2 separate regions of the Homo sapiens genome follow, and region 2 is linked to region 1. A link is an interaction called in ENCODE POLR2A ChIA-PET data of the cell type or tissue named here. Cell type or tissue: Panc1. All regions are shown on one strand. Each heading gives the region's core, and the rest is flanking DNA. Links, peaks and the distances in the headings are about the cores only. Region 1 overlaps GARIN1B (golgi associated RAB2 interactor 1B). Region 2 holds the start of LOC105375497 (a long non-coding RNA gene).

Region 1 (4,386 bases), core at 80-4,079:
TCTTGAGCTCCTGGGCTCAAGCAGTTCTCCTGCCTCAGCCTCCCAAAGTGCTGGGAGCCACATGCTTGGCCTATTTTGTAGTTTTTAGTAGACAAATTCTGCAAGTTCTGCACTTATTTGATTAAATGTTTTCCTAAGTATCTTATTGTTGTTGATGCTGTTGTGACCAGAACTGTGTTTGTGTTTTCTTAATTTCATTTTTGGGTCATTCATTGATAGTATTAGAAATACAATTGGTTTTTTAATATTAACCTCATTATACATTATAGCAGTTTTACAGATTCCTTGGGATCTTCTACATACACACACCACACACACACACACACACTCATGCCATCTGCAATAAGGACAGTTTCATATCTTCATTTCCAATCTAGATTTGTTTATTGCTCTATTGCATTAGCTGGAACCTCCAGTACATGTTTAATAGAAGAGGCAAAAGCAGACATCCTTGTCTTGTTCCTGATCTTAGGAAAAAAACATTCAGTTTTTTGCTGTTAAGTATGATGCTTATTATGAATATTTGTAGATGCCCTTAATCTGATTGAGGACATTCCCTTTCTTCCTATTTATTGAAAGAGTTTTCTTTCTTTTCTTTTTTCATCATGAATGGGTATTAGATTTGTTAAATGCTTTCTCTGCATCTATTAAGATGATTATGTGGTTTGTCCTTCATTCTGTTAATACAGTATATTACATGAATTGATTTTTTTTAACGTTAAACCAACTTTGTGTTCCTGCGATAAAATCTGCCTGGTCACGGTGTATATACTTATTTTTTATATGTTACTAGATTCAGTTTGCTTACATTACATTAAGGAATTTTGCATCTATGCTCATGAGAGATATTGGTCTGTAATTTTCTTGGGATATCTTTGTGATCCCCTAGCTTTGGTATTAAGTTAATATTATCCTCATTGAAGAAGTTGGAAAGTATTCCCTCCTCTATTTTCTGAAAGAATTCATGAAGCATTGCTATTACTTCTTCTTTAAATATTTGATAGAATTTACCAGTGAAGATACCTGGGCCTTTTTGCCCCAGAACATGATGAATGTAAGTCTGGCTTCAGCTACAACAGAAACTCCATGAAGGCAGGGGTTTCTGTTTGTCTTCTTTACTGCTATATCCCTAGTACCTGGCTCCTAGTTGGCATTCAATAAATACGGAATGAATGAGTGACTATGGACATGGACAGCATGCACAACTGGAGCACTTTTGAGTATCACAGGCAGCAGGAAAGAAATTAATTTTGCCCCGATGTAAAAAGCAGCACACTATAGGATATTTCTTAGAGAAATTAAGTTTTAAAACACCAATTAGGCCAGGCGCGGTGGCTCACGCTTATTATCCCAGCACTTTGGGAGGCCAAGGTGGGCAGATCACGAGGTCAGGAGATCGAGACCAGCCTGGCCAACATGGTGAAACCCCGTCTCTACTAAAAATACAAAAATTAGCTAGGTGTGGTGGCAGACACCTGTAGTCCTAGCTACTTGGGAGGCTGAGGCAGGAGAATCGTCTGAACCCAGGAGGCAGAGGTCTCAGTGAGCCGAGATCGCACCACTGCACTCCAGCCTGGCTATAAGAGCGAGACTCTGCCTCAAAAAAAAAACTCCACTAATTAAATTTCTATAACAAATATATGATTCCCCTACATTTAAGTATAAAACCAAACAGCATAAACTTTATTAAAGCTTATATTAATAGGCTATTCATACATTATATTAAGGTATATTAATAGGAATAAGTATCTGTTAAGTAATGTTAAAAGTATGTAATGAAGATATTACCCTTAAGGCACAAAAGGACATTTTTACCAATACGAGGAGTGTAAACCAAAAAATATGGCCTCAGAATTGCCTCTGTGAGCAGCTGGTGTGGCTGCACTTTGGAAAATTTTGAGTTCCAACACTTTAGAGTCTGGACCATGATATTAGGAAAATGTGAAGACCCCAAGGCCTTAACCACCTGGTTCTGCTTTTTTTCTTCATATAGTTAGTACAGAAGAAACTCCAAGCCTCCCAGCCCAGCGAGAGTCTCATTCAGCTAATGACCAAGGGGGAGAGTGAAGCCCTGTCTCAGATTTTTGCCGACTTACACCAGCAGAACCAGTTGAGGTACATGACTTAAATCAAGCCAGCCTCTGACATTCCCTCCTGCAACCCAGATGGTCTGGGCTGTGAGATCCAGAAACCAAATAGCTTGGTTAATGAGCGCAGGGTTTTACGTGACCAGGCACGGTGGCTCACGCCTGTATTCCCGGCACTTTGGGAGGTCAAGGCAGATGGATTGCTTGAGGTCAGGAATTTGAGACCAGCCTGGCCTCGATATACTGCCACTCACTATCCAGTCTTTTTTTTTTTTTTTTCCTTTTTGAGATAGGCTCTCACTCCGTCGCCCAGGGTTCAAGCGATTCTCCCGCCTCAGCCTCCTGAGTAGCTGGGACTACAGGCATGTGCCACCATGCCCCCAACTAATTTTTGTATTTTTAGTAGAGACAGGGTTTCACCATATTGGCCAGGCTGGTCTGGAACTCCTGACCTCAGGTGAGCTGCCCGCCTCGGCCTCCCAAAGTGCTGGGATTACAGGCATGAGCCACCGCGCCCAGTCACTGTTCAGTCTTTATCCTTGACTCAGGACAACCTTCCTCCAGCTCTTCTTGCCTTGTTCTTCTTCTCCACACAGCAAGCATGGTGGGCTTGACTCCAGAGGAGGACTACTATAAAAAATGAAAAGTAGTTCTCCAACAATGAGGATAAGTTAGGTATACAGGTGAAAAAGTAAAACCTAAATTTCTTTTTGTTGTTGTTGTTCATTTGTTTACGTGAGACAAGAGTCTCACTCTGTCGCCCAGGCTGGAGTGCAGTGGCACAGTCTCGGCTCACTGCAACCTCTGCCTCCTGGGTTGATGTGATTCTCCTGCCTCAGCCTCCCAAGTAGCTGGGATTACAGACACACATCACCACGCCCAGCTAATTATTGTATTTTTAGTAGAGACAGGGTTTCACCATGCTGGCCAGGCTGGTCTCGAATTCCTGACCTAAAGTGATCCACCTGTCTCAGCCTCCCAAAGTGCCAGGACTACAGGCGTGAGCCACTGTGCCCAGTCATGTAAAACCTAATTTCTAATCCAGTTTCTAGTCCTACAGGGAAATAACCAAAACCATTGTTTAAAACATTGTCAACTTATTGGATTTACTTACCTACTCACCCAAGGTCTCTGCTTGGACTTTATGGAGCTTCTGTGATCGTTTTCTTAATATAGAGTCTGTTCTGGAAAGCTCCATGCTACAGATCTATCTTCTTCATGGCTGAGGAAATGTCGCTGTATGTACAGATGACTTAGCATTAAGTCTTGGTATAAAACTGGTTGGTTTAAAAGAGACAGGAGTTGAGCGTACTTAGACCAGAGGGTACCACAGAATATTCAGTCCCAGATAAAGTGGGATCCAGGGTCCTAGTGCCTATTACTTATGGTTTAATAGAAAGGAGAGAACAGAAATAAATTAGCAAATGTCACCAGGAGAGAAAAATGAGGTGTCAGAGAGGAGAATTTTGTCACAACAGGAACCAGTTGGACCAGCAGTTCAGAGGCAGAACAAATTCCCTTTCTTTCTGAGCACTGGTAATAAACTGAAAACCAGTACAGCTTGGAGGAGGCAAGCGCTTATAGCAACGAAGAGCTCGCAAAGACATGGGCCCAAGTCATTGCTCTGACTGCACCCTTGAGCATATCGAAACCTGGGGGCTCAGTCTTCAGATCTGTAAAATGGAAATGAAAATAGTGCCAACGCCATCCAGATGTCAGGATCCAATGAGCTCATATGCACCAAGCACTTAGAATGCTACTCAGCAGATTTAGAGGCAAATTGTAAGTAAGCTCTCAATAAGTATTAACTTGTATTGTTAATTCTAACTTGGCTGGAGGTAGAAAACTATTAACACAAGAAAAAGACTTATCTGTTGCCCAGTATAAAGAATATATCCTGGAGATTGTCACTCCATATATCATACAGAGCTCTGTAATTAAGGAACTTCTCGATGAGATGTCATATTGCTGAGCTAGAGGGCACTGGACTCTAATAGAGCAAGGTATTTTGAAACTGCTTTTTGGCTATCTCAAATTATCAAATCACTTTCCTTCCTTCCTTCCTTCCTTCCTTCCTTCCTTCCTTCCTTTTTCTTTCTTTTTTGAGACAGTCTCACTCTGTTGCCCAGGCTGGAGTGCAGTGGCATCTCAGCTCACTGCAACCTCTGCCTCTCGGGTTCAAGCGATTCTAATGCCTTAGCCTCCAGTGTAGCTGGGGTTATAGGCACTCACTACCATGCCTGGCTAATTTTTGTATTTTTATTAGAGATGGGGTTTCACCATGTTGGCCAGGCTGGTC
Region 2 (4,386 bases), core at 70-4,069, 170 kb after region 1:
GCCACACACACACAGAGCCACACATACACACACACATACATACAAACACACAGCCGTGCCCGGGACCTCTATCAAAGGTGAGGGAGTCGGAGAGTGAGAGAAAAGTATGGTGGAGCGGCAGGCAGTGGGAGGGCTGGGAGGAAAGTGGAATCGGTGAGAAAGGCACCCCGGGAGCCCCAGCAGGGGGAATGGAAGGGCAGGTGTGGCTCTACCCTGGCAGGTCGGGCAGCAGTGCCCAGAGGGGATGAGTGGGTGGCTGCAGCCCGGAGGCTCACAGGGCCGGCGGCCGCAGGTCACGAAGCCTCCAAGACAGGTACACAGGTTGCAGGGTTCTCGGGGGTCTGGGAACTCCTGGTTACTCAGGTAGGACTCCCCCAGGTACTCACAGCCTTTCAGAGAAGAGACAGAGAGGCCGAGGGGAGGGACAGAAAGGGATGAGAGGGCAGTGGTCATAGGCTCTGAGCTTGGGCCTGTTATGCATCCAAGATCTCAAAGATCTAGCGTGGGGGCTGGGGGGTCACAGGCCAAGCCCAGGGGGCAAAGCAGTCGTGAGGGGGGCGGGGTTTGGATTGGCCAAAAGGCAAACTTTCTCCCCTTTATCCTGCAAAAAACCTTCCTGTTTAATTTGTAGAAAAACACCCACAAGGAATCTGCTGCCCCTGGGGTTAAATACTCAGCAGGCCATTGCCAGAGGCACCAGTTTCCCAACCCGGAGAGCTGGGAGTAGCCCCAGCTGACTCAGGTGGTGTGGACCCAAGGTAGCGCCTTTCCCACGCTCTTCCGAGCCCACTGATGAATCCAGGAAGGGGTGGGGTCCCAGGGTGGTGACAGCCCGCTCTTGGCACCTCTGCCATTTGCTCACCTCCCTTTTTAAAAAAGAAGGGTGAATTTCAGGCTCAAAGCCTTGGTGGGCAAAAGTATCTGACAAGGATTTAACAACATTATAATTTTAATTATATTCATTTTTATGGTAATGTGGTCCTGGCAAGTCTAATTTTCCACTTACAGTGTGATATAAAACTCCTTTCTAAATCAAATTAAATTAATAAGTGAGTTAATTGGAAGGCAAATAGTAAATAAAATTACAGTTGGTAAGGGCAAGTGGCCAAAATGGCCAAGATCGCACAAGAGTGAGGGAAGACAGGGGGACTGGGGGACTGGGTCTTTTTACAAGAGCCAAATTTAGGCCCAGAGAGGCTATGTAACTTGCCCAAGACCACACGGCAAATAGCAACAGAGGCAGGAGAAGATCCAGGCTTTAGTGTCAGGCTTTTTTTTTTTTTTTTTTTTTTTTTTGAGACAAGGTCTCACTCTGTCACCCAGCCTGGAGTGCAGTGGTGAAAACACGGTTCACTGTAGCCTCAAACTCCTGGGCAATCCTCCCACCTCAGCCTCCGGAGTAGATGGAACTACAAGAGGCACCACGACCAGCTGATTTTAAATTTTTTGTGTAGAGACAAGATCTCTCTATGTTGCCCAGGCTGGTCTTGAACTCCTGGGCTCAAGTGATCCTCCTGCCTCAGCCTCCCAAATTGTCGGGGTCACAGGCTTCAGCTAGGGCTCCCAGCCTCGGGGCTTTTTCTTACTGTAATAAATATTTTAGATCCACCCTAGGGCAGTAAAGATTATTCTGACCCAGCCCTCTGGTCTCCCGCATCCCACCCCGGCAGCTCCCTATCCCATGACCCTCACCATCACAGTCAGGGCAGCAGTCGCCCCTGGCAGGGAAGGGGCACAGTGCAGGGGCACATGCCTTGGGCTCGCAGCTCACGCTGCCCTCCCAGCAAAGGCAGAGGTGGCAGGCAGCAGTGGGCGATGGGAAGCGCTCCCCGCTGGCAAACTCCTTCCCCTGGTACAGGCAGCCTGGGGAGAAGGGCAGGGGCTGGGGGGCCGTGGGGACTAGAGGGCTGTGGGGACTTGGTGGTCGTGGGGTTGAGGGGCGTGGAGGACGGGTGTCGTGGGGGCCGTGGGGGCTGGAGGTCGTGGGGGCTGGGGGTCCGTGAGGGCGGGGAGGCCGTGGGCTCCGTGGAGGCTGAGGTCCGTGGAGGATGGGTGTCGTGGGGGGCTGGGGGCCGTGGGGGATGGAGGGCCGTGCCGGCTGGCTCCCAGGCCATGCTGACCGGACACTACATTCCTAACAAGATCCCCGACGTGGGCGGAGCGGGCCTGGAGGAAGGGGACTGGGCAGGGCGCTCCGGGGCGGGGCGGGGCGGCAGGACGCGGGTGGCCGGGAGGGGCACCGCCAGGGCGTTACCGTCGCAGGAGGGGCAGCAAGGCCCCTGGCGCGGGTGCGCGCAGGGCGCGGGCGGGCAGGGCAGCCGCTGGCAGGACACGGAGCCGTCGAGGCAGAGGCAGCGGCGGCAGGGATCGCCGGGCGGGGAGAAGTACTCCTGGTGGCGGGCGTGGGCCGCGCCGGGCCGTGGGCAGCCGGCGGGGGCTGGGGCGGCTGCGGCGAGACAGCGCATCAAAGGGGCCCAGGAACAGGCCTCCGAGGGGACCCCCAGGGAGGAGCAGCCGAGGGGTGCGGCCCCTACCTGGGCACTGCGGGCAGCACTCTCCCGGCAGCAGGACAGGCTCTGGACAGGGCAGCGGCACGCAGCGGCGGGCCAGGCACTGCACGTTGCCGCTCTACGGACCGACAGACGCACCACGGGTCAGTGGGTTAGTTGGGGGAGGCCGAGGAGACCCCTCCCACCCAGTGCCACCAGGTCCCACCCCTCCCACCTGGGCGGGCCTCTCCTGGCCTCTGCAAGTCCCGCCTCCACTCCCCTGGGCGCCTCCCACCCAGGTGCAGACTCACCAGACAGCGACACAGACGGCAGGGGTCAGAGGGGTGGGGGAAGTCCGCTCCGCTGGGGTACTCTTTCCCGCCAAAGGCACAGCCTGGGGGAGGGAGGGGCTATAGCCTGGGAGAGGGCGACTGCCCCAGGGCGTGCTGCCTTCCGGGGGCCATGCCATCCCATCCCAGAAGGCCGCCCTGACCCGCCCACCTCACCGCTGCAGTCGTTCGGGCAGCAGGTCCCAGGCAGCGGGTGGGCACAGGGGGCCCTGGGGCAGGGGCGAGGCTGGCAGTGGGCATGGCCTTCCTGGCATCGGCACTCCTGGCAGGGGTCTCGGGGGTGGGAGAAGCTCTCGCCGTCCACAAACACCTCTTCCTCCAGGATGCAGTCTGGGCAGTGGATGGTGGGGGCAGGTATGAGGGCAAAGCCTGACAGTCCCTCCAGCCCTGGAGTCCAGAGCCGCCACACAAGTGCCCACTTGGAAGCTGACTCGAGGGGAAAGAGGAGGAAGTGGCCATGTGCACATGTGTGCAGGCATGTGTATCGTTGTGAGCACACACGAGTGTGCGTGCGCATTGGGGGTCATTCACCTGCAGGCAGATGTGTGTCTCTGAGGGGAAGAAGGGGAGTGCTTACACATGTGTGTACCTGTGTTTGACACACGCCCTCACACAGACTCTCTATGCGGGCAGGGACGTGTCCCATGCATCCCAGCACCCGGCCTCCTACGTGGCAGGCTCAAGTGCCTGCTCATGAACCTGTGTTATCCAGGTAGATACATGGGTTTACCTGGGGGGTAGGGGGGTGGGGGCCCTAGCGTGGTGGGGCGGGGGGCAGTAGTTACTAGAAGAGGAAATGGAGCATGGGAGGAGAGGGTGGTGTAGGTACAGGCAGGAATAAACAAATCTCTCTACTCTCCCTCCCACCCACACCCCGTGAGTTCCAGAGAGTTCTAAGCTCTGAAACAAGACTGAAACAATTCAGAAGGCCATTGCTTTCTAAGGTACCTGTTGGGCCCATGGGGCTGTGGGACAGCAGCCTCTGGGGCCCTGATCCCCTCAGGCCCAGTGAGTGCCCACATACCTGGGCACCTGGGGCAACACTGGCCTGGTCCACTCTGGGGCCTGGCACAGGTCGTGGGAGGGCAGTCAACCAAGGAGCATGTCACAGTTCCATCCTGCGAGAGAGCAGGGGAGAGAGCAATCGGGGCATGCCCAGGAGGGGCTCAGCAGGGCAGCAGCAAGGCTGGGCAGTTACCTGACAGTGGCAGGCATGGCAAGGGCTGTCTGCATCCGTGAAGTTCTGCCCATTGGCATACACTTGGCTGTGGTAGGTGCAGCTGTCACAGCTGGGGCAGCAGGCACCTGGGTGGGGCAGGCTGGTCAGGGTGAGCTGGGTAATGCAGGGGAAGAAAGCCAGGATCAGCCCAGGCACTCACCAGGGGGCTGGGTGGGGTGCTGGCAGGGGGCTGGGGGGCAGAGCACAGCCCCGCACTTGGGTACCCCATCTTGACAGACGCAGGCGGTGCAGGGCCGACCATCAGGCTCCCACTGGACTCCCTCAGCAAACTCCTCTCCATCCAGCTCACAGGCTGTAGTAAGGGGGC

Evidence for each region. Peaks named below come from ENCODE experiments on the same cell type or tissue, not always from the same donor. Only the 100,000 strongest peaks of a DNase experiment are listed, where the experiment ranks them.
Region 2: POLR2A ChIA-PET joins it to region 1 with 6 read pairs; 3 of 35 experiments call an interaction of 5 or more read pairs at or near these places.

What each region holds. Positions count from the first base shown.
Region 1 is chr7:128,721,204-128,725,589 of GRCh38, forward strand. GARIN1B (golgi associated RAB2 interactor 1B) reads left to right here. Exons shown (of 7, transcript NM_001282788.3): 4 at 1,994-2,115. Among named protein-coding and RNA genes, the nearest start is that of GARIN1B, 8.0 kb to the left of the region's middle. In Panc1, for the core only: no CTCF peak of the experiment used is centred there; no DNase peak of the experiment used is centred there; H3K27me3 peaks cover 272 bases.
Region 2 is chr7:128,888,651-128,893,036 of GRCh38, forward strand. KCP (kielin cysteine rich BMP regulator) reads right to left here. Exons shown (of 40, transcript NM_001366122.1): 14 at 4,219-4,371; 15 at 4,038-4,144; 16 at 3,864-3,957; 17 at 2,996-3,169; 18 at 2,801-2,883; 19 at 2,535-2,628; 20 at 2,255-2,446; 21 at 1,693-1,863; 22 at 213-389. LOC105375497 (a long non-coding RNA gene) reads left to right here and starts at 2,579. Exons shown (of 4, transcript XR_927958.2): 1 at 2,579-2,653. RefSeq lists enhancers at 1,292-1,882, 1,883-2,472, 2,473-3,063, 4,013-4,386. In Panc1, for the core only: no CTCF peak of the experiment used is centred there; no DNase peak of the experiment used is centred there; H3K4me3 peaks cover 735 bases.